3 separate regions of the Homo sapiens genome follow, and regions 1 and 3 are each linked to region 2. A link is a loop called in an ENCODE intact Hi-C map of the cell type or tissue named here. Cell type or tissue: IMR-90. All regions are shown on one strand.

The links. Hi-C counts contacts between places; a loop is a spot of excess contacts. Peaks named below come from ENCODE experiments on the same cell type or tissue, not always from the same donor. Only the 100,000 strongest peaks of a DNase experiment are listed, where the experiment ranks them.
Region 1: it touches region 2 in a loop (17-fold over the local background); 46 of 110 quality-filtered maps call a loop at or near these places.
Region 3: a loop joins it to region 2, with 7 times the contacts of the local background. A loop is called at or near these places in 32 of 110 quality-filtered maps.

Annotation. Positions count from the first base shown.
Region 1 is chr3:124,561,836-124,569,835 of GRCh38, reverse strand. KALRN (kalirin RhoGEF kinase) reads right to left here. Exons shown (of 60, transcript NM_001388419.1): 34 at 6,747-6,993. All of the region lies in intron 2 of LOC105374076 (a long non-coding RNA gene), which reads left to right. Among named protein-coding and RNA genes, the nearest start is that of UMPS, 160 kb to the left of the region's middle. RefSeq lists a silencer at 4,600-4,894 and an enhancer at 4,600-4,894. In IMR-90, a CTCF peak has its summit at 4,708 (motif pointing left); a DNase peak (open chromatin) is centred at 4,705; H3K27me3 peaks cover 2,599 bases.
Region 2 is chr3:124,896,836-124,904,835 of GRCh38, reverse strand. It overlaps a transcript of ITGB5 not described here. Among named protein-coding and RNA genes, the nearest start is that of ITGB5, 13 kb to the right of the region's middle. In IMR-90, a CTCF peak has its summit at 3,337 (motif pointing right); a DNase peak (open chromatin) is centred at 3,365; H3K27ac peaks cover 148 bases.
Region 3 is chr3:124,783,354-124,791,353 of GRCh38, reverse strand. The region is part of intron 10 of ITGB5 (integrin subunit beta 5); the gene reads left to right. It overlaps LOC124909422 (a long non-coding RNA gene), which reads left to right. Exons shown (of 2, transcript XR_007096043.1): 2 at 1-238. Among named protein-coding and RNA genes, the nearest start is that of MIR544B, 55 kb to the right of the region's middle. RefSeq lists enhancers at 1-260, 6,121-6,360. In IMR-90, a CTCF peak has its summit at 4,419 (motif pointing left); DNase peaks (open chromatin) are centred at 3,613, 4,393 and 7,463.

The sequences.
Region 1 (8,000 bases), 340 kb after region 2:
CTCCTCCTAGAGAGTGGGGCATTTGGGGCCAGAGGTGAGAGGGAGAGTGGGAAGGTGGGTATGTGTAACTATAATGGGGTTAATGCTCTTAGATTCAGCTAGACTGGCTAACAAGCCAAGTCAGATGGGAGAATAAACTAAAGTGCCTGTCTCAAAGGCTTTCAGACTTGGGAGGGTGTAGAACACAGTGGTAAAGTGAGACCTTGGGAAATGGACAGGCGTGGGTTCAAATTTAGGCCCACTGCTTGTCAGCTATGTGACTTTGAGCATATTACCTAATCTTTTTAAGACTCAGTGTCTTTATCTGTAAGATGAGGAAAATATTATTGCTATTAGCATAAAGCAACCCAGAACCTGACCCATGGTAAAGCTCAATAAATGTTAGGTATTTTTGTGAGTTGGTGACACACTTAACACAAGTCGACATTATCAAACTTGCCCGGCATTCTCAGGCTGTTGATGGTAATTGCCTTCAGAGCCCAAGTTTTATCCACGGTTCTCCACCACCTTCTGCAGCATGGGGAAGCTGTTCCTGAGGCCAAGTAGGTGGTAACAGCAGAAATCATCAGGAGGCCTTCAGGGAGAGGACTCCTCATGAACAAGCCAGGGGTGCCATGGGCCACTGTCCCTCTCCTCTAGAGCATCTGCTTCTGAGGCTCACGGGGGAAGCCTTGGACTTGGTTTCATAAGCAGAGAGGTATTTCCTTACAGCTTCTCCAGACCCTCAGCCCCAGCCAGGGAAGAAAGTGCACAGGAAAAGGAACACAGGTGTCCTGTACAGCCAGGTACAGAAGAACCTAGACTGGTTATTGGAGCCTGGGGCAGAAGTACCCAGGACCAATACTTTTTAAAAGCCATTCTCACCATTTTTAAGTGTACAGTTCAGTGGCATTAAGTCCATTCACATTGTCATGCAACCATCATCACCATCCATCTCCAGAACATTTTTCATCTTGCAAAACTGAAACTCTGTACCCAACAGGCACTAATTCCCCATTCCCTCCAGCCCCTGGCAATCATCATTCTTTCTACATCTAAAAAGTTGACTACTCAAGGTATTTCATTTAAATGGAATCATATAGTATTTGTCCTTTTGTGTCTGGCTTGTTTCACTTATCCTAATGTCCTCAAGGTTCATTCATGTTGTGGCATGTGTTAGAATTTCCTAACTTTCTAAGGCTGAAGAGTATCCCATTGTATGTATATATTCAATTCACCTGTTGCTGGACACTGGGGTTGCTTTCACCTTTTGACTATTGTGAATAATGCTGCTATGAGCATGGGTGTACAAATTTCTGCTTGTGTCCTTGCTTTCAATTCCTTTGGATATATACTCAGATGTTGGATTGCTAGATGATATGATAATCTTATTTTTACTTTTTTGAGGAATCCCATACTGTTTTCCATGGCAGCTGTACCATTTTGCATTCCCACCAGCAGTGTACAAGGGTTCCAATTTCTCCACATCCTCATAACACTTGTTATTTTCTGTGTGTGCACATTTTAAACAATAGCCATCCTTTGCAGTGACATGTTATTGTTGTTTTGATTATCATTTTCCTAGCAATAATTAGTGATGTTGAATATCTTTTCATGTACTTATTGGTCACTTGTATATCTTCTTTGGAGAAATTTCTGTTTAAGTCCTTTGTCCATTTTTAAATTTAGTTTTTGGTTGTTGTTGTTGAGTTGCAGGAGTTCTTTATATAATCTGGACATTAACCCTCAACCTTTCTAATACATCTTTAAGTATCTCCTAAGCTTGACACCCTGGGGGTGCTGAGTCCACAAAGCAGTGGTTCTCAACCCTAAGGGAACATCAGAATCACTAAGTTTGTTCTTCTTCTTTTTTTTTCCCCCTGAGATAGAGTCTCACTCTTTTGCCCAGGCTGGAGTGCAGTGGCGTGAACACAGCTCACTATAGCCCTGAACCCTCAGGCTCAAGCAATCCTCCCATCTCAGCCTCCTGAATAGCTGGGACTACAGGTGCATGCCACTATGCCCGGCTAATTTTTTTCTTTTTATTTTTTTCACAAAAGAACTTAAAAATATACTGATGTCCAGGTCCTTGGCAGCTGGATTAATTGTTCTGGGGTGGATATGAGGCATCAGTATTTTTAGAAACCTCCTCCAGGTGGTTTCTAAGGTGCATCCAGAGTTGGAAACCACTGCTACAAAGGCTTGCCTCTTGGGAGGTGCTGCCCTCCACCACCTGCTGCTGTGAAAGTGAGAGGGGCCTGTGGAAAGGCAGGACTAGGGCTGGAGGGCCCAATCCCAGTGAGAAGCCCTAAGATGTCAGAGTGGCAGTAAAGTAGCAGGAAAGGCAGCCCCACCCCAATTCTGACACACAGCCCCACTCTTTTTCACCAACCCCATCATGAATGACACCAAGACTTATCAGGAGGAAATAACCAACCACTGCTCCCACAGAAGGCAGAGGAGGGAAGGGCAGAGAGGAGCCCTAGCACTACCCAGAAGCTCAACAGGTGCTGGGAGCCCTGGTCTGCTCCAGCTTGGCCACAGACTCCCTGTGGCTTCAGGGAGGTCACCTTGCTTTCCTGAGCCTGAGTGTTCTCTTGGAAGAGAGGAGACCGGGCTAGTGCAGTGGTTCTCAACCCTGACTGCACCTTAGATTCACCTATGGAACACTTAAAAATACTGACCCTCAGGCCCCATCCAGAGATTCTGATTCCATTTGTTCTAGGTGGGGTCTGGGCATTGTCATTTGGAAAAGCTCCCAGATGATTCTCATGTGCAGCCAGCGTTGGGAACCCTGTGCTAGTGGATCATCAAGAACCATCCTGTGGTTCTTTTGTCCCCATTTCTGGGGTGATAGTCATGGCCTGAGCACTCACAAGGTGCTTAGCCCTCACACATAGTCCCTGCTTCACACAGCCTGCAAGAGTGCTGACTTGGTGCTCTCTGCAAATGCTAAGAGGACCAGTTCTCTTATGGGAATTGAAAAAGGAATTGATTCCAACCTCCTGACACCAGATGAGACCACTCTGTCCTATTCCACAACCCCCAGAGGAACATTTTATTCTCAATCTAGTTGTGCATAACTTATAAGGTAAAGCACCCACTGGAGACAAATTACTGCTGAGAGAAGAAAAGGCGGTTTGCCAAGCAGGCAGCCAGCTGGAATAAGAGAAGGAATAGCTTATTGGGTCTTAGCTAAGGCCAACACTCTGGGCAGACCCCAGAGAGACAGGGAAAGGGTTTTGAGGCTGGGCTATGTGCATAACTGCACACACTTTCAAATGGGGTCTAGTTAAGGGCATAAGGAGTGCTCCATGGAGAATGCAGACTTAGGTCCTTTTTTTTTTTTTTTGAGACAGGGTTTCACTCTGCAACCCAGGCTGGAGCACAGTGGTATGATCATGGCTCACTGCAGCCTCAGCCTCCCAGGGTCAGGTGATCCTCCCACCTCAGCCTCCTGAGTAGCTGGGACTATATAGGTGCACACCACCCCACCTGGCTAATTTTTAAATTTTTTTTGTAGAGACAGGGTTTCGCCATGTTGCCCAGGCTGGTCTCGAACGCCTGAGCCTGAGCAATCCACCTGCTTCAGCCTCCCAAAGTGCTGGGATTACAGGAGTGAGCCACTGCGCCTGGCCGACTTAGGTCCTTGACTGTTGGGAGTCGGGGACCTCTGTATTCAGAGCTCACATGGGTGAGAAGATAGTAAGACCTCACAGGATGCCATTTGAAAGCTCAGCATAATTGGCCTAAGCTTGGGGAAACAGGAACCAACCTGGAAATAAAAAGCCAAAGAAATGGGTGATAGGCACTGCTGGTACCTTTAAGAAGCTATGCTGGTTGGCAGAATTAGCTGGAAAGTTCTATGACAGCCTCCCTCCCAGCTTTGTCTCTTGCCTCTATTTTCCATTCCTGGTCTTCATCTCCTATTTTTAGTTAAATCTCCACTAATCTGTCCTATAGTCGAGACAACCCCCAGTCCTGTGCAATTCTTACCCTGAATGCTTCCACCTCCCACTTCGGGATCACAGATTGACTCTGACACTGCTCTCTGGCTTTCCACCTTGGGTTTGCTCCTGCGAAGTTGCACATGTGGCAGCCCCAGCAGGGAGGGAGTGCACATTTTACCCAGCCTCAGGCTAGGAGGCCAGGTCTAGGTCAGGAAGTCTCATCTTCCCTTGAAGCTGAGTCCCTCCTGATGAAAACGACCCACACCTGGGGATCCAAGGAACGTTAGCCTTTTGCGGCAAATGAATTGCTGTGCTTGATTTTGTCTCTGCAGATGGGTCTCTCAACTGGACTTGTGGGAGTGTGTAGTTATTTTGCTGGATAATCTATGGCAAATGATATAATAGCAAAAACTTATCATGACAACTAAAGTGCATTGAATGCCAGGCACTGCTGTGTTTTGTCTCCATTACCTCATTTTACCCTCACAATCTACCTTCTGTGTACCCTCTTCTCCTCTTGGCTAGACTTCAAGCGGAACCAGATTCCTGAGTTTCCTTGATTTTCCTCTTGTGCCTGCAATTTCAAATTCCCACACAACTTCCTGACACAGTCCCTCCTTAGTCCTCAGAGGACAGGGGGGAAAGCAGGCAATGATTAAATTGGGAGTGGAGGGCACGAGGAGAATTAGGACGTCGGTCTTAGCTGACATTTTTCTCCTGGTGGAAAAAACCCTGGAAGGCTGGATGCAGCACAAACAATTCAGCCTGCTGCTGCCATCTAGTGGAGGAAAGGAAGTCAGGCTTTGGAGGTAGACCAGATGGCACTCCAGACACCGGAGTGTTTTAAATATGTTCTGAGTTCACAGTTAACCATCAGGAAGCCTGCAGCAGGTCTCCATGCTGACCCTCGTCCCCATCTTCCTCTCCTAGAAATATCTAGCACAGGTCTGCATAGAAGGCATGCCTGCTGCTGATTATCTGGCCAGTTACAAAAATAAGCCCAGAACTAAGGCCTGGCTTTGGCTTCCTCAGTGTAAAATGCTTGGCTGCAAGGCCTCTGCCACTTGGACTTCACAAGTCAGTGGATCTCAAACTCAAATGTGCATCAGAGCCACCTGGAAGGCTTGTTAAAATACAGACTGTTGGGACCCACCGGCTCTGGAGGAGTGGGGGTTCTGATCATTTGCGTTTCTTTCTTTTTTAAAATTAAATTTAAAAACACTTTTTGAGGCAGGACCTTGCTCTGTCACCCAGTCTGGAGTGCAGTGGTGCAAGCATGGTTTACTGTAATCTTGTCTTCCCAGGCTCAAATGATCCTCCTGCCCCAGCCCCCCACTGAGTAGCTGGAACTATGGGTGTGTGCCACCATGCCTGGCTAAAATTTTTTAGTTTTGTAGAGATGGGGGTCTCACTATGTTGCCCAGTCTGGTCTCAAACTCCTAGCCTCAAGCCAGCCTCCCAAAGTGTTGGGATTACAGGTGTGAGCCACTGTACCTGGCTTTTAACTTTGATTTTTTATTTTTAGAGGTGCGGTCTTTCTCTGTCAGCCAGGTTGGAGCGCAGCGATGCAATCATAGCTCACTGCAGCCTCAAACTCCTGGGCTCAAGTGATCCTCCTGCCTCACCATGCCCTGAGTAGTTGGAACTACAAGTGAACACCACCTTGCCCAGCTAATTTTTTTTTTTTTTTTTTTTTTTTTTTGAGACGGAGTTTCGCTCTGTCGCCCAGGCTGGAGTGCGGTGGCGCGATCTCGACTCACTGCAAGCTCCGCCTCCCGGGTTCACGCCATTCTCCTGCCTCAGCCTCCCGAGTAGCTGGGACTACAGGCGTGCGCCACCATGCCCGGCTAATTTTTGTATTTTGCCCAGCTAATTTTTTTAATTTTTTTTTTTTTTTTTTTGAGACAGAGTCTCGCTCTGTTGCCCAGGCTGGAGTGCAGTGGCACAATCTTGGCTTGCTGCAGCCTCATGGCAACCTCAGCCTCTCGGGTTCAAGTGATTCTCCTGCCTCAGCCTCCCAAGTAGCTGGGACTACAGGTATGTGCCGCCTTGCATTTTTAAATTTTTGTAGAGACAGGGTCTCACTAAGTTGCCCAGGCTGGCACCTGCATTTCTAACAGGTTCCCAGGGCATGCTGATATTACTAATCCAGAGACCACCCCTAAAGAAACACTGTCATGAGGAGTTTAGTCTCCCTGGCATGAGAAAAAGTGAGTAAACAGGCATGTGAAGGGAACACAGAGCTTACATACAATAAAAGCCAAGGCTAGAATACTTTATCTGTTGAAGGCACATAAAGGAGTCATGGACCTCAAAGCCTGGCTGGGCTGAGGGAAGGATCAGATCTGACTCAGCTGTGGCTCCTCCCTGGGTGTGCCTGGTGTCTCCAGGTCAGCATGTGAGTACTTGGTCGGGGGTCAGAGAGCCAGAAGTTGCTGTGGAGCGGGAGTGGGTCAGTGGAGAAAGGATGAGTCTAAACCATATTTGGCCAAAGGTAGAAGAGGACTTTCCCGAATGTAGTGTGATATGATGGGAAAACTGGAAGAGATCTTGGAGGTTACTTAATTCAACCTTCATTTCCAAGATGAAACTGACTCAGGAAGGCTAAATGACTTTCCCAAAGTCACACACAGTTACTCGGGAGCTCTTCCTCTCCAAGTTCCCAACCCATTCTCTTCACAGTCAGGTCCCAAAGAAACCCCACAGGGTAAAAATGGGTCTGTGAGACAGGTCACTTCCATGGTGGTCTTCAGCTAGAGTCAGGCCAGCGCTCATGGCCTCCTTGGTCTGTGCCTCCCACCCGCTCTGTTCTCCTACCTTTCACCAAGGGGAAGAAGCAGTCCATCTCCACGCTGCTTCGGGAGTGTGAGATGCACAGGGCGCTGCTGGGGACCAGACCCTCCAAGGGCGGGCTCCGTTCGGTGGTACGGACCAGACACCAACCAGGCCGCTCGCTGGGCCGCTCCAGCAGCTCTACCGTCTGCCCCACCTGGATGGTCAGCTCACTGCTGTGGCCCGCACTGAAGTCCTGGAGGACCACTGTCAGCTCACATCCACCAGAGAGCTTTGGAGGGTGGTGGTGGAGGGAGTAGAACAGGAGGGCATGGAGGAAGGGGGGAGAAATATGGGAGAGGGTTGGTGAGAGGGGACGAAGGATGTGTGAGAGCAGAGGTAAGGAGGAAGAGAAGGGGAATAAAGAGGAAAAATGGTGTTTAGGGCAGAGAGATGGCAGAAGATGAAAAGGAGAGTTGAGAACAGGAAAGAAAACAAGAAAAAAATGTAATTAGCACAGTGCTATTCAATCACTCAGGCTTTCTAGCTGTAGCCACAGTCTGAAGCCTGCCCAGAACCAGGGCTTTGATTCTAATTCCTCTTACTTCGTTAGAGCTCATTATTCCTTTGCCAAGCTTCAGCTAATTGTGCCGTTAAACCCCTTCCCTATATGCCCCTTTACTCCTTCCAAGGGTTCTACCCTGTGCCCTGTCCCTGCCCTGACTACCACCCTCAGACTCCTATTGTATGGGCATCTATTCTAACTCACCCCTCCCATTAGATTCTCACTAGATGATAGGGAATAATGGAAGAGACAGCCTTCCTTCCTTCTAACCCCTGCAACACCTCCCATCCCCACCCCTTACTGGAGCCATCAGCCTAAAATCGAGGCTACGAGGACTACAAAAAGAATGGGGCTTCAATTCAAAGGCAGAAGTAAAGCAATGTCTGTCTGGGAGGGGAATAGCCTCAAAGGCTCAGGCACTGGGGACCAGGAGGAAGAATCAGAAGGGAAGACGGGCCACTTCTTACTTAGGAGCATACGCCCAGCCCTCATGCTCCATGCTGGCTTGTCTCCACACTGGCATCTTCCTAATTCACTGATCCTGGGGCAGAAGCAATAAAAGGGGTTGACAGGAACAACCCCTACTGGCTGAATGCTGAGACTTCTCACTTTTTCACCTTGGGGATTTGGCCCCACTTCCCCCCTTTCTTCTGGCTTCATATTTCCATGAGAATCCATTCGGTTATTAGTTTGTCTCATAGAACTAAGTACAGTCTCCCTCTTGGAAGAGCAGC
Region 2 (8,000 bases):
CTTTGGTAGGAAGTTTGGAGAAAGAGAAACTTTCTTCTTCTGGAAAGTGGGCTTGAGGGTGTGAAGTCTTGAACTGCTTCTGTTTTGCTGGGGACAAAGCTGACACACACAGAGGAGAAGAACTGAGAGAACCAGAGAGAAATGGACCTGGCACCTTGATCAAACCATACCTGAAGCCTCTGGAATTTCCTCTGCTACAAGGCCAGTTTGAGTAGTTTTTTCCTGTTATTTGCAGTCAAAAAATCCTCACTGATACCACTTATGTTTATTCTTGTATTCTCATGGCTAAATGGTGAATCACATATAAGAAACATACTCTTATGAGCTATTAATGCCCACACTGAAGACATTAGCCATAAACCAATCAGTTAACAGCAGCAGAGTTATTGCAGGCAGAACTTAAAATTGGCTGGCCACTGTATTTTGTCATCACAGACTCTATTTCTGACCTGCATATTACCCCCTTTGTATTTAAATATGATTCTGGATTCAGTACTAGTAGAAGGCTATTTCTAAAGAGGCCTTTCCCCCTTCCTGATCCCCCTTTGGACCAGAGCATGCCAACTCCTGTCACTTCTCAAAGGTCCTGAGCCATACTAATTCTGGGCTTCCTGGGCCATTCTTCAAAGACTTGCATTGCTATTGTTTGACTAAAAATAATCTCCTAAAGATATATATGTATAATGTTTATGAAAATGGCTTTTGCATTTGGATTCAAAAAGTTCTTTTTGATTATTGTGCAATATGACCTATAATTCATTTGTTTCTGCTTGCTGGTAACTTTGCAAAGGTTCTCTTACTAATTGTTCTGCCACTTTGGAGGGCTGTCAGAGTGAACTTTCTACGATGCATATCTGATTGTGACACTCCCTTGCTTAAGCTTTCAGGGGTCATCCACTGAGAAATAGAGCTCATAGAATAAAGTCAGACTCCTGGTGGCATGGCACTCCTAGACATCCAGTTACTGCCGCTGATTGTGCTGGCTTTGCCTCATGACCCTCCCCACGATGCACTACCACTTTGGCCATACCTGCTGTTTCCTAAACATACCACCTCTTTAATTTATTATTATTATTATTATTTTATTTTATTTTTTTGAGACAAGGTCTGGCTCTGTTGCCCAGCCTGGAGTGCAGTGGTGTGATCTTGGCTCATTGCAAACTGCCTCCCAGGCTTAAACCATCCTCCCACCTCAGCCTCCTGAGTAGCTGGGACTACAGGCACTTGCCACCACACCTGGCTAATTTCTGTGTTTTTGTAGAGACGAGGTTTTGCCATGTCACCAGGCTGGTCTCGAATTCATGAGCTCAAGCAATCCACCTGCCTTGGCCTCCCAAAGTGCTGAGATTACAGACATGAGCCATCGTGCCCAGCCAACATATCATCTCTTCATGCCTCCATTCCTTTGCTCATGCTTTCCCTCTTGCTTTTCCTCATGCTCATGCTTTCCCATTTTGGAATGCCCGTTTCCTTCAACTACCTAATGTCTTAATCTGTTTGAGCTGTATTACAAACTACCACAGACTGAGTGGCTTACAAACAACATAAGTTATTTCTCACAGTTCTGGAGGCTGGGAAGTCCAAGATCAAGGTGTCAGCCAATTTGGTGTCTGGTGAGGACCCAGTTCCTCATAGATGGCCATCTTTTCACTGTAACCTCGCATGTTGGAAGGAGCAAGAGATCTCTCTGGGTTTTTTTTTTTGTTTGTTTTGTTTTTTTGATGGAGTCTTGCTCTGTCACCCAGGCTGGAATACAGTGGTGCGATCTTGGCTTACTGCAACCTCTGCCTCTTGGGTTCAAGCAATTCTCCTGCCTCAGCCTCCCAAGTAGCTGGGACTACTACTGCAGCCATCACGCCCGGCTAATTTTTTGTATATTTAGTAGAGACGAGGTTTCACCATGTTAGCCAGGATGGTCTCTATCTCCTGACCTTGTGATCCACCCGCCTCAGCCTCCCAAAGTGCTGGGATTACAGGTGTGAGCCACTGCGCCTGGCCTGGGGTCTCTTTTATAAGGACATTAATCCCATCCATGAGGGCTCCACCCTCATTAACTAATAACTTCCCAAAGGTCCCACCTCCTAATAGCATCATATCAGGCTTTAGGATTTAATACATGAATCTTGAGGGTACCTAAACATTTAGACCACAGCACCTGATAAATACCTCCATCTGTCTAGATCAACTAAACCATTTTCTCCTCTGGCTACCCCAGTACTCTCAAGTAGAGTTGCCTCCTTCATGTCCCAACTGGTCCTGTAACCAGTTCCCCCAGAGAAGTGGTTGTATCCATGGTTCCTTCTAACCCAGCACAATGCCTGGCATAGAACAAGTATTAAATAATTGTGAAATGGGAGTGTAAAACAGGACTCTTGCAGCTCAACCTTGAAGAATATGATCATTATCTTGATTGTGGCACTGGTTTCACAAGTATACACATGTCAAACATTGTCCAATTGTACACTTTATAAATGTACACTTTGGTGTATGTCAATTATACCTTCACAAAGCTGGGTTTTTTTATTTTTATTTTTTAAGTGGGGAGTGAACTATTATGCAGAGCTGTCTCCAACCTTGAGGGCGGCACCTTCTAGGCACAGCCCTAAGACAGGACGAGAAAACGCACATGTCACACTGCTGGCTTGTCGCATTAGACCGAAGGTCCTCTGAGGTTGGCTTTGGGTGAAACAACAGGAATGGCCCGCTGCCCTGACAGCGGCAGGTCTTAGCTTCACATTGGGATCCCCTGAGGAGGTATAAAAGTTACTGATGCCTGGGTCCCATTCCAGAGCACATCAGTCTAGGGCAGACCTGAGTCTCAGGAGTATTTAAACTCTCACCTGCACGTTTTTTTGTTTTGTTTTGTTTTGTTTTTGTTTTTGACAGAGTCTCCCTCTGTCACCCAGGCTGGAGTGCAGTGGCACGATCATGGCTCATGGCAGGCTCTAACTCCGGCCTCAAGCCATTTTCCCCGCTCAGCCTCCTGAGTAGCTGGGATTCCAGGAGCCACCCGCCACGCCCTGCGCTCCCAGGTGCTTCTAATGTGCGGTGGAGTTTGAGAACCACTGTTTCAGGTCACTGCGTTGGCTAATGGTCCAACTCGAGGTCACATCACATCATTTCCCATTCCTTCCTCCAAGAGTCTAGAAGCCAAGAGTCACATTGTGGACAAGAAGCCCCAGTAAGCTCCAAGTCTCTCTATGGAGAAGGTGACCAGGCATCCAGATTGCATCAACACCAAAACCGTTTGAGGCTGAACTCTTTTGTGCCATTTTGCCCCCAAACCTACCCTGGCCTTCCGCCCCTTTCTGCGGCTGGGCAAATCTCGGGGCCGGTAGGTGGCGCTGTCTCCTATGGCTTGCAGAAAACTCAACTTCCGGCGGGGCGGAGCTTTTAAAAGGCTTTTTTGAAATCATTAACTTTCATTTTATTATTTCTTTTTATCGAGACAGAGTCTCACCCTGTCGCCCAGGCTGGAGTGCAGTGGCGAGATCTCGACTCACTACAACCTCTGCCTCCTGGGATCAAGCGATTCTCCTGCCTCAGCCTCCCGAATAGCTGGGATTACAGGTGAGCACCACCATGCCCGACTAATTTTGTATTTTTAGTAGAGACAGGGTTTCACCATGTTGGCCAAGCTGGTCTTGAACCCCTGACCTCAAGTCATCCTACCGCTTTGGCCTCGCAAAGTGCTGGGATTACAGGTGTGAGCCACCGCACCTGACCTTAAAACCATTAACTTTTAATGCACCATTTCTAAATTTCTCCTTGGACTTTTCCTTGGTTGGTCTCTTTATTCCTTGTTCTTGTGCTAGGGAGAAATGAATGTTACGCTGTTTGCTCTTGTTGAGATATTTGCATCATTTTTACTGAATCATTAGAGATCATATATTGTCCTCTTTATTGCTCTTATAATACATAACCATAAGCAATGTTAATGTCATATTAATGGTGCATAAAGTTTGGTACAATTGTTCAGAGAAATCAATGTTTTATTTAGCGGTGATTGTACAAAATTAAAAAGGAGATAAATCCATTTTCATTGAAAAATTCTTCAGTTAAATAAAAAACAAAATGCCACCCGTGGGAGGTGAGGTGAGCAAGATCTGTCTGGGTTTTCCCTGAGGGTTCTCCGAGAACTCCAGTTTGCCATTAATTGACAATCCACAGTGCAAAAAGCAAGGTTGGAGATTAGGTTGGGGAGAGCCCTGGAAAACATATGGGGGTGTTCTTCTCAGTCTCAGGGCTATGAAATGTGGTGCTTTTATTCAAAGACAGAAGCCTGGGGCAAACCATCAAAGGCCTCATAATTTCTGCAGGCCTGGTAACATTTTTCCTGAGCCCACAATCACGACATGTGGGCCAATAAGGAAATTCTCTGCTACTTCCAGGTGAGAGAGCCAGTTTGAAAATCAACAACAACAATAATATTTCATATATTATGAAGCACTCCCTATATGCCAGGCACAATTCTTGTGCCTCACACATATTAACCCCTTTAATTCTCACGATAATTATGAAGTAGGTACTGTTTTCATGCCTGTTCAATAGTAGGGGAAATAGAGGCAAGTAACTAGTCTGCAGTCACATATCTAGGAAGTGACACAGCCAGGATTTGAGCCAGGCAGTCCGACTCCATTGCCTACCTCTCTGTCATTTAATGTTAAAGTATTAACAGAGGTAATATATTTCAATAGTCAGTAGGAACAATGTGACATATATTTGAAGCTGAGAGTGTCCTGTATTTACCAGGACCTGGTGCCAGATGCAAATAGAGTGGTGGATGAAACACAGGCTTCATCGTCCTGGAGCTCTCAGGTTAATGGCCTTTATTACCAAAAGTGCAAAACTCTTTCTTTACTTATGTCATTGTTCAAATTTCATAAAGTATTCTCATATTCTCTCCAGTAAAGTAACTCATCTAAAACTACCTGCAACATGCCTGCTGCTGCTTTTTTTTTTTTTTTTTTTTTTTTTTTTTTGAGACAGGGTCTTGCTATGCTGGCGAGGCTGGAGTGCAGTGGCATGATCATGGCTCACTGCAGCCCTGACCTCCTGGGCTCAAGCAACCCTCCCACTTCAGCCTCCTGAGTGGTGGGACCACAGGTGAATGCCACCACACCCAGCTAATTTTTAAAATATTTTGGAGCGATGAAGTCTCACTATGCTGCCCAGGCTGGCTATGATCCCTGGGCTCAAGTGATCCTCCCACCTTGGCCTCCCAAAGTGCTTGGATTCCAGGTGTGAGCCACCATGCCTGGCCTGCTTCTCATTTATTACCCCAGATATGACTTCCTCTTTGTTTGGGAACCCTCCAGCTTTTCTATCTTGTGTGAAGGCTCTCCATTCTCTAATCAGCTGTGGTGTCCTGCCCTTATGCAGTGATGGGAGGAATCTTGGAGGCTTCTTTCCTTTTGGTGGAAACAATAGCCTCCTGACTGGGTCCAAGTCAAAAATGAATCCCCACTGGACAGCCAGCCCCTTTGCTGCACCTGAACTTCCTGAGGGAAAATCCTCTGTTTTATTTCTTTGCTATGTAAAAAGCCCTCAACAAAATTTATTGAATGTAAAAATTAAGTCCCTATTTCAATGAAGTGGCATGGCATCCTAGAGCAAAGCGTGTCCTGGAATATGAAAACAAATAAATAGAATCAGGGCTAAGATTTGAAAGCATCTCTTAGCCAGCCCTGAGTAAGGGGTCTTTACCATTTTCTTTCTTTCTTTTTTCTTCTTTTCTTTTTTTTCTTTTCTTTTTTTTTTGAGACAGAGTCTCACTCTTATCACCCAGGCTGGAATGCAATGGCGCAATCTAGGCTCACTGCAACCTCCGCCTCCCTGGTTCAAGTGATTCTCCTGCCTCAGCCTCCCAAGTAGCTGGGATTACAGGCATTTGCCACTTCTCTGGCTAATTTTTGTATTTTTAGTAGAGACAGGGTTTCACCACGTTAGTCAGGCTGGTCTTGAACTCCTGACCTCAGGTGATCCGCCTGCCTCGGCCTCCCAAAGTACTGGGATTACAGGTGTGAGCCAGTGCGCCCGGCCTTTTTTTTTTTTTTTTTTTTAAGACATGGGGTTTTGCGGTTTTGCTGTGTTGACCAGGCTGGTCTCAAACTCCTGGCTTCAAGTGATCCTCCTGCTTCAACCTCCCAAAGTGCTGTCATTTTCTTTTTTTTTTTTTTTTTTTTTTTTTTTGAGACGGAGTCTCGCTGTGTCGCCTAGGCTGGAGTGCAGTTGCACAATCTTGGCTCACTGCAAACTCTGCCTCCCGGGTTCACGCCATTCTCCTGCCTCAGCCTCCCGAGTAGCTGGGACTACAGGTGCCTGCCACCACGCCTGGCTATTTTTTTTGTATTTTTGGTAGAGATGGGGTTTCACTGTGTTAGCCAGGATGGTCTCGATCTCCTGACGTCGTGATCCGCCTGCCTCGGCCTCCCAAAGTGCTGGGATTACAGGCGTGAGCCACCGCGCCCGGCTGTCATTTTCTTAATGAAGAGAATTAACTTACACGATATCCTCTAAATGGTACATAAGTCTCATTCCATAATAGAGTATCTGTCATTTTTAACTAATCATTTTTTGCTGCTGTTATCCACAGTCTCAAGTTAAAAAAAAAAAAAGACCTCAAAGCATCAATACAAATAGATATTTGGACAATGGACCTCACCTGAATATTCTAATCAAGCCACATCTATTATTGCTCATGTGTCTTCCTGATAAGCCCCCTACCCCTACCCCCATAAAGTGGTGATTCAGGTCCTTCCTGTTTTGTTTTCAAGGTCATTACTGCTCTGCATCAATCCAGTAGAAAGCCAAAGAATATAGAGGATTTTGCAAGAGAGATTTTTTTATGAATCAAGTCTGGTATTACTGCACCTCATTTCCCCCCACATCATATTGGCTTAGAACTTGTCACATAACAGCACCCAACACCCCAAGGGAGGCAGGGGGAATATAGAAGAGCTACTTGTCTAGGAAGATAGCACTTTGTGAACAGCTCTCTAGTCTGTTTCTCTCCCTTCCTTCACCTTACAAAATTTCCTTATCCTTTGAGACCCAGCATAAACACCATTATTTATCCCTAACCCTGGAACAGTATTTGTCACATGGTATACACTCAATAAATACTTGTTGGATAAATGCATCATTCCACAAACATTTAAAAAAAAATTTTTCTTTATTTTGTAGAGATGGGGTCTTGCTATGTTGCCTAGGCTGGTCTTGAATCCCTGAGCTCAAGCCCTCCTGCCTCGGCCTCCCAAGTGCTGGGATTACAGGCATGAGCCACTACGCCTAGCCAACAGACACTTTTTTCAGTGCCCACTCTCAGGGAGTTGAGTAATAAGTCAGAGATTAATTACATAAGCAAATAACTTCAACCTCAACTCTTCCAATGGAGGCAAGGACCAAGTTCTCTAAGAACATGAAGGAAGCCAGCTGTGGTGGCTCACACCTGTCATCCCAGTACTTTGGGAGGGCAAGCAGGGAGGATTAATAGAGCCCAGAAGCTCAGGCAACATACTAGGTTGATCAGACTGGGCAACATAGTGAGATCCCACCTCTCCCTCCAAAACAACAATAACAACAAAAACAAACAAAAAAGAAGGACATGGAGGAAAACATTCTGTCAACAGTAGTTCTGGAAGGCTTCACAAAGGAAGCAACATTTGAGCGGGGTATCAAAAGACAAATAGGAGTTTACCAGTCAGAAAAGATCAGGGATAGGGCCTTTGGAGGAAGAAACACAATCTGCAAAGATAAGAATGTATCTGTCTGTGAGGGTGGGAGTAGGGGCCAGGCTCTGAAGGGCTTTGTGAGTTGTGCAATCTGATTCCTGGTCTACTTCAGTATACTTTGATCTTTCAAATATACCTGGTATATGTGCTCTGCCTCCTTTTTCTTTTTAAATTTTTTTTTTTTTTGGCTTTTCTTTTTTCTTTTGTAGAGACAAGGTCTCACCATGTTTCCCAGGCTAGTCTTGAACTCCTGGGCTCAGGTGATCC
Region 3 (8,000 bases), 110 kb after region 2:
GTCATGGGAATGTGTGTGAGCTTGGGGCTCTTGTGTCTCTCTGCGGTTTCTAGAGGCAGCTTGACTTAGAGAATGGTTCTGTCCACAGACTGTTTCTGTGTGTGCGAGGGGAGCTTCCTGGGGCCATCATGAGGATTTCTTTTCTTTTGAGTCTTGTAAAGTATTGACCCATAGAATATGAGAAGCAGGACATGTTCTGTTCAGTTGTTTTTCATGTAATAAAAGATTCTTGCTCAAACTTTGAGTTTCTTTGTTAGTTTCTGTGTCCAAACGGTGCATTTTCTGGGATTTGAGCTACTCCCTTGTGGTACATTGCTGAGGTCAGTTTCAACCCAGATGCTTTCAACCTTCTCTACACTTAAAATGACTGCACTGGAGTACATTGAATCCTTTGCTAATGGTCAGCCTCATTCTTGGATTCCACATAATGAGGAAATTTAAATCAAATAGGATATAGAATTTTGAACACAGCCCTTTTGGTCTCGTGGCTGTAAGATCTCAAAAGCACCTCTGAGTAAGGTCTCATGTATACGTCTCACCTTTATTTTACCCAAAGTTTGAGCAAGAATCTTTTATTACTATGTGGCAGGCAATTAGAAGTCAAGGGGCATCCTCCGTTCTCTCCCAAACAAAAAAAAAAAGAACAAGAAGAAGCATGGTACTAGTAGCATCATTCCTAGCAGGCCAGGGCCAGCATCCAAGCATGGGTTCTGGGTCTGGGCTAACAGTTCCCGGCCGATTTAGCAAAGTTCTGATAACCCTGTCTAGTTAAAGGCAATTCTGTTAACCCTGTCTAGTCAAAGGCAGTTCTGTTAACCATGTCTAGTCAAAGGCGGTTCTGATAACCCTGTCTAGTCAAAGGCGGTTCTGATAACCCTGTCTAGTCAAAGGCGGTTCTGATAACCCTGTCTAGTCAAAGGCGGTTCTGATAACCCTGTCTAGTCAAAGGCGGTTCTGATAACCCTGTCTAGTCAGAGGCGGTTCTGATAACCCTGTCTAGTCAGAGGCGGTTCTGATAACCCTGTCTAGTCAGAGGCGGTTCTGATAACCCTGTCTAGTCAGAGGCGGTTCTGATAACCCTGTCTAGTCAGAGGCGGTTCTGTTAACCCTGTCTAGTCAGAGGCGGTTCTGATAACCCTGTCTAGTCAGAGGCGGTTCTGATAACCCTGTCTAGTCAGAGGCGGTTCTGATAACCCTGTCTAGTCAGAGGCGGTTCTGATAACCCTGTCTAGTCAGAGGCGGTTCTGATAACCCTGTCTAGTCAGAGGCGGTTCTGTTAACCCTGTCTAGTCAGAGGCGGTTCTGATAACCCTGTCTAGTCAGAGGCGGTTCTGATAACCCTGTCTAGTCAGAGGCGGTTCTGATAACCCTGTCTAGTCAGAGGCGGTTCTGATAACCCTGTCTAGTCAGAGGCGGTTCTGATAACCCTGTCTAGTCAGAGGCGGTTCTGATAACCCTGTCTAGTCAGAGGCGGTTCTGATAACCCTGTCTAGTCAGAGGCGGTTCTGATAACCCTGTCTAGTCAGAGGCGGTTCTGATAACCCTGTCTAGTCAGAGGCGGTTCTGATAACCCTGTCTAGTCAGAGGCGGTTCTGATAACCCTGTCTAGTCAGAGGCGGTTCTGATAACCCTGTCTAGTCAGAGGCGGTTCTGATAACCCTGTCTAGTCAGAGGCGGTTCTGATAACCCTGTCTAGTCAGAGGCGGTTCTGATAACCCTGTCTAGTCAGAGGCGGTTCTGATAACCCTGTCTAGTCAGAGGCGGTTCTGATAACCCTGTCTAGTCAGAGGCGGTTCTGATAACCCTGTCTAGTCAGAGGCGGTTCTGATAACCCTGTCTAGTCAGAGGCGGTTCTGATAACCCTGTCTAGTCAGAGGCGGTTCTGATAACCCTGTCTAGTCAGAGGCGGTTCTGATAACCCTGTCTAGTCAGAGGCGGTTCTGATAACCCTGTCTAGTCAGAGGCGGTTCTGTTAACCCTGTCTAGTTAAAGGCAGTTCTGATAACCCTGTCTAGTTAAAGCCACTCCTGAGATTAAGGCCACATCCTAGGCTTCTTGACTCTTGTCAAACAAAACACCTGCCATGGCAACAGTTATCCAGATACAGTTTTAAAAGTGTTTCTCACCATATTTATATTGTTTTCTTTAGTAATGTAATTTTCACACTCAGAATCAGTAGCCTGGCAGCCGTCCTTGGGGCTCAGGTTGCTGCTGTATCTCTGTCATTGCAATTGGCATATTTCACAAATGGCTTGTTACAGTACTGTCTTGAAGGTGACTTCCATGACAGAGGTCTCCAAAAGTACCTTTTGTTTGTTTTACAATAGAGACAGGGTCTCCCTATGTTTCCCAGGCTGGTCTTGAACTCCTGGGCTCAAGGGATCCTCCCACCTCAGCATCCCAAAGTGCTAGGATTACAGGTCTGAGCTAAAAGTACCTTTTGAATGAACCTAGGCTGGACATATTTAATCTCCAGGAAAGGGACCTCTTGGCAGGATCACCACCACTGTGTGCTTCTGGTAGGAGCACCTAGAAATTCTTCGGGTTTTTTCACATACATTAATCTCTGCTCAGTTTGATGTTCACCCAGATGCTTCTAGCAAATACAAGGATGCAAAATATATCTTCCACAGGAAGGACCCCTCTCTCCCAAAGGAAGCCCCCAGGCAGAGCTTCAGAAACCAGTGTAGCAATTTCCCTTACCTGGTATCATAGAAATCCTAAATATGTACATGACAGTGAGGGCCAGGAGAGTCCGGTTCCATTTTGGAACAGGTGGCTCTGAGAACAGAATTTGTTACAGGATTCTTCAGTAACTCATCATAAGGAATGAGACACCTGTGAGTGGTAGTAATACTTCTGCAGGCTACCACGTACAGGGTGGCTAAGGACAATGCATGTTCCTTAGGCAATGATAACACAGGCAGAGCTGCCAGAAACCATGGCAGTAACCAGCACAGAGATGTTTCTCCTTGTCCCCTGCCAGGAATACTGCAAAAGCCTTTAGAGGCCTCCTTATATAATGGAAAGGAAATGGCTCTGGAATTTCCTACCCCAGAAGGGAGTTGTGAGGAACCAACAGGACAGTGTCTATAAAGCTCCTTGCAGGGGCCCTACCACCAGGGGCACTGAGTATATTTTTCTCCCCCGGGGCTGGGTGCAGTGGCTCACACCTGTAACCCTAGCACTTTGGGAGGCCAAGGTGGTGGGTGGATTGCTTGAGCTCAGGAGTTCAAAACCAGCCTGGGTAACATAGCAAGGCCCCGTCTCTACAAAAAATTATCCAGGCATGGTGGCGTGTGCCTGTGGTCCCAGCTACTTGGGAGGCTGAGGTAGGAGGACCACTGGAGCCCAGAAGGTGGAGGTTGCAGTGAGCAGAGATCATGCCACTGCACTCCAGCCTGGGCAACAGAGCAAGACCCTATCTCAAAAAAAAAAAAAAAAGAGCTATCTGTTTCTAGCCACTACTCAAGTTCACTTGAAAAGCAAAAAGGTACCAAATTGTAGGGCTTGTGATCCTATAATGAAATAATACATCTTTTAAACTAGTCACATGAGCCAGCTGGGCTGCTCATCTCTGGAGTCAGCCAGCCTCTTGCAGCTTGTGGTTGGAGAAACCAGAGCTTTGGAAAAACCAGAGCTTAGTAAGTATCTGATCTGAGACAATGCAGCTACAAATATAGAAACAACAATCTCTCATTGAAGGTCATTTTGTGTTAGGCAGGTTGCTGCATTCATCTCATTCAACAAAAGTTCATTGAGCGTTCTTCATAAGCCAAGTGTTGTACTGGCTGCCAGGGATATACAGCTGGAGTTTCAGTCTTGAATTAATTTCTAAATTTTTATTGCCCCTGGAATTTTCCACTTCTTTCTTGAAACTTTCTGGAAATAAGGAATGGGAACATGAATCATCTTATGCTTCTACCTTTACCATTAAGACTTCTTTGAGATCTTGAAAGACAAAAAACAGAGTGTTGGGAAGCATTTTGAGAACCTGCCTTCTCGGTGCTCTGAGCTTAGCTCAGTAAATGGAGCTTTTTCACTGCTTTTGCTTACCGCTCAGATCCTGTGTCCAGAAACATCTTAAGCAACAATTCACCTGTGATTCTGAAAATCTAAGCGTTGGGCCTCCCCTCACCGTCCCACTCCCTCTACTTAGGAAGAGAAGTTTGCCAACAGAACCCCGTGGCGAGGATTCTGTGTGTGCCTTTGAACTTCAGGCCTGGTGCTTAAGGTCACGAGGTTTGGCTTGTGAAGGAAATAATGACATTTAAAAAGCAAAGGAAAGTACTAGGAAGACCTAAGAATGCCAAAGATAAGATCTTAGTCATGTAGGCTTGAGGTGTGCGTGGTATTAGCCTTTTGATATTATAGGATAACATGCTGGAAACTTTTCCATGTTTAAATTTAAAACTGTGAGAGACCTCTGGTGGCTGAAATGGTTATTCTTAAGGATTCTTTTGTTCCATTTCTTAGGGGTTGAGCTGACACTTTGAGTTTGGTCTTGGTTTTAGATACTTCAACATAGTTGGTTATTTACAGGCTTCTGCTGCTCAGTGCCTCTGGTGAGGTGGGGCAGGTCTGGATGGAGCTATGTTGATCTTTGGGGTGAGTGTCTGTCATGCTCAGAACACTGACCTAAGAGCTCCACCCAGATCCAAAAGCTCCCTTGAGTCTGGAAGTTGCTCCAAGTCTGATCTGCTCAAAGGTTTCCTTCCTCTTTCCAGGGCTCCCTCCTGGGCTCTGACTGTTGTTCTCTGACCCAGAGGAGGGAACCTGCTGTCACTCCACCCCATAGCCACCACTCCCAAAGTCTATCAGGTGAGTCCAGATGTCCCTAAGCTAAAGAAATATGCAACCCAGGTTGGTATGTTATTTGACGTCATGAAGTTGGCCTTTAGCAACAGGCAAAACTATAGTAACACAAGGAGAATCTTTTTTTTTTTTTTAAGAGACAGGGTCTTGCCCTGTTGACTAGGCTGGAGTGCAGTGGTACACTCAGTAGCCTACTGCAGCCTCAAACTCCTGGGCTCAAGCAATCCTCCCTTCTCAGCCTTCCAAAGTGTTGGGATTACAGATGTGAGCCACTGCACCCAGCTGAGAATCTGTTTTAATGGCCTTTTCACTATATTGAGATCATTTCCTTGGAAACAAACAGGCTCGTTTGTTAGTGTTTTGCACTCATCATGAGCAAGCCCTAACTGGGAGGATTTTTTTGCATCTCATGCCTTTCCTAGCAGAGCCTGTCACACACGGTGTGTCTACAGTGCATTGCCTGCTTCGACTATTTACATTGGGGAAAATTGAAGCCCAGAATCTGAACTAGGGCTCCTTGTGATTTTTGATTATAGAGTCAGACAGGGAGAACCTTGCACTGCCTTTTGCAGGTAAACAATTAGCTCATTTCTACCTAAATTTACTTTTTTTGGTTAACTTAAGACCCTTCCCACCACCCTGGCACTTAGCCTACATTTTCCAAGTCCTACCTTATAAGCGTTCTTTATCTCTGTCAAAATTTTAGGAAATATTTAGCCCGTTTTCCTAAGTGAGTTTCTCTAGGTTACATAAGGATATGTCAGACACAGTGAACCAGGCCTGGAGGATACACATGGACCAAGCAACTGCCTGAGGTACTCATCGTTTCGTGACTATAATTTGATGAAAGACATAGAGCTCTTCTTAGTATTCAGTGGGTATCTGGCTGTTGTTATTGGTGATGCTGAACCTACAAGTGCACCTTTGTTTTTTTGGGGTTTTTTTTTTTTTTTTGAGATGGAGTCTCGTTCTGTTCCCCAGGCTGGAGTGCAGTGGCACGATCTTGGCTCACTGCAACCTCTGCCTCCCGGGTTCACGCAATTCTCCTGCATCAGCCACCTGAGTAGCTGGGATTACAGGCGCCTGCCACCACACCTGGCTAATTTTTTGTGTATTTTTAGTAGAGACAGAGTTTCACTATGTTGGCCAGACTGGTCTCGAACTCCTGACCTCGTGATCTGCCCACCTTGGCCTCCCAAAGTGCTGGGATTATAGGCGTGAGCCACCGCGCCCGGACACAAGTGCACCTTTGTTAGTCTCTTCTAATTTATAAAACGCCCTTGACGTGAATGATCTCATTTACTTGTTATTACTGTGCCAGGAGATTGGTGTGCTGTCACTCACCCTGCCCTTGTGGGAGGCTACGGCTGAGAAGACTGGCATGTAGGCCACACTCCCCACTGAAATTTTGGGCCAAAAGTCTTGACCCAAACAACGTCTACCTCCCCTAACCCTAGGGGGCTGCTCTTCTGCTGAGCAGCTGCTTCCCTGCCGCCTCATGGCTTGACTGGGGTCCCGGCAGCCAGGCTTCAGTGTGGCCTACACATGGGACATTCCAAACCACCTCCGTCCTTTGAGAAGGCAGCTAGTCTCTGAACAGTGGCCAGCCTGGGGTGGAATATGGGAACTGTTAACCAACCACAACACCATGACAGTTTCCAGTTTGAAAATAGTAACCCTCGCATCCTGTTGCGGTGACCAAGAGGGTGGCGAGTTCACACTTTCCAGATGTGATTGGCATTTCCCCAGAAGTGCCTGCCAGGCGGATTGGGCAGGTTAAGCCAAACCTAAGGTGTTGACCTGAAGTACCTCTGTTTCTTTTGGCTACAGCCTTCTGTTTTTCTTTCTGAATCAGCATTCTCAGGGTCCTAGAAGAGGACTATGGTTGATTTCACTCAGCTGGTTTTAGACTTCTTTGAAACTGGAAAGGTGAATTCATTAAAGAACACAGGATTTGTCCATCTTCCCTCCACTGCCTTAATCTCCCTGTGACATGGCAGCTGGGCATCGGCATTGATTTTGTTTGTTGTTGTTGTTGTTTGAGATAGGGTCTCACTGTCTCTCCTAGACTGGCGTGTGAATCACAGCTCATTGCAGGCTTGAACTCCTGGGCTCAAGCTATCCTCCCACCTCAGCCTTCCAAGTAGCTGGGACTACAGGCATGTGCCACCATGCCTGGCTAATTTTTAATTTTTTCGTAGAGATGGGGTCTCACTGTTTTGCCCAGGCTGGTCTACAACTCAAGGGATCCTCCCACCTCAGCCTCCCAAACTGCTGGGATTACAGGCATAAGCCACTGCACCCAGCTGGCATCAGCATTGAGAAATCAGGTGGCTAAGACCAGAAAGGCAAAGATAGCCTTTGAGACGGTTCTGTTGCTTTTTACAATGGAGTCTTAGATTTCTAGCCAGTACCATCATCTCAGAAAGTTAATGCTGAGGTTTGGAGAACCTTGGCTTAAAGCAATATCACCTTATTTTTTTTTATAGCAGTGGTATTTTGCTACTCAGATACAGAATGCCCCATGTAGTCCAGCCGATGAAGGACAAAGGGTGAGGGGCTTGTCAGGGCATTGCCTGTTGGGAAACACCATCAGCTGACTGATGGGGCTGGTTTGTTAACAATATGCCGCGGACAGAGGAGCAGCTGTCCCTGAGACTAAAGATGTGTCATTGTTTGTATCTCTAAAGAGCTTTTTGCTGGAGAAACCCAAACAATGTGCAAGAAAAGTGGGAGATGCAAGGCTGCGATTTCAGTGTGACCACAACCATGTTCTTCCAGAGAAAAGAGAATTCTTAATTGTCTTTTTCTCATGTTACTCTGAAGTCTCTGGGTTTCTTGGACATTTGTTAAGAATCTGAAATATCTCAAGAATCACATTTAAGTTCTTCAGGTATCAATAATACTTCTGTTCCTTTTCTTATGTCCAGCATTGGATGTCTTCCCCCAGGGTTTGAGGTTTGTCCTGGTGATATTGTCAACCACAACCAAAGGACAGCATGTTCTGAGCATCTTCTACACGCCTGACACCATGCTAGGTGTGGGGCACAGAAACATAAAACAGAGGCTTTGATTGCGTGTGGGTTTGTAGGCTAATGAGATGAGGCAGACCAGCAAACAAACAAGTCCATCAGTGTGCCAAGTGATTCTATACCTACGTCTCTTAACTAAGTCTTCTGGTCAGC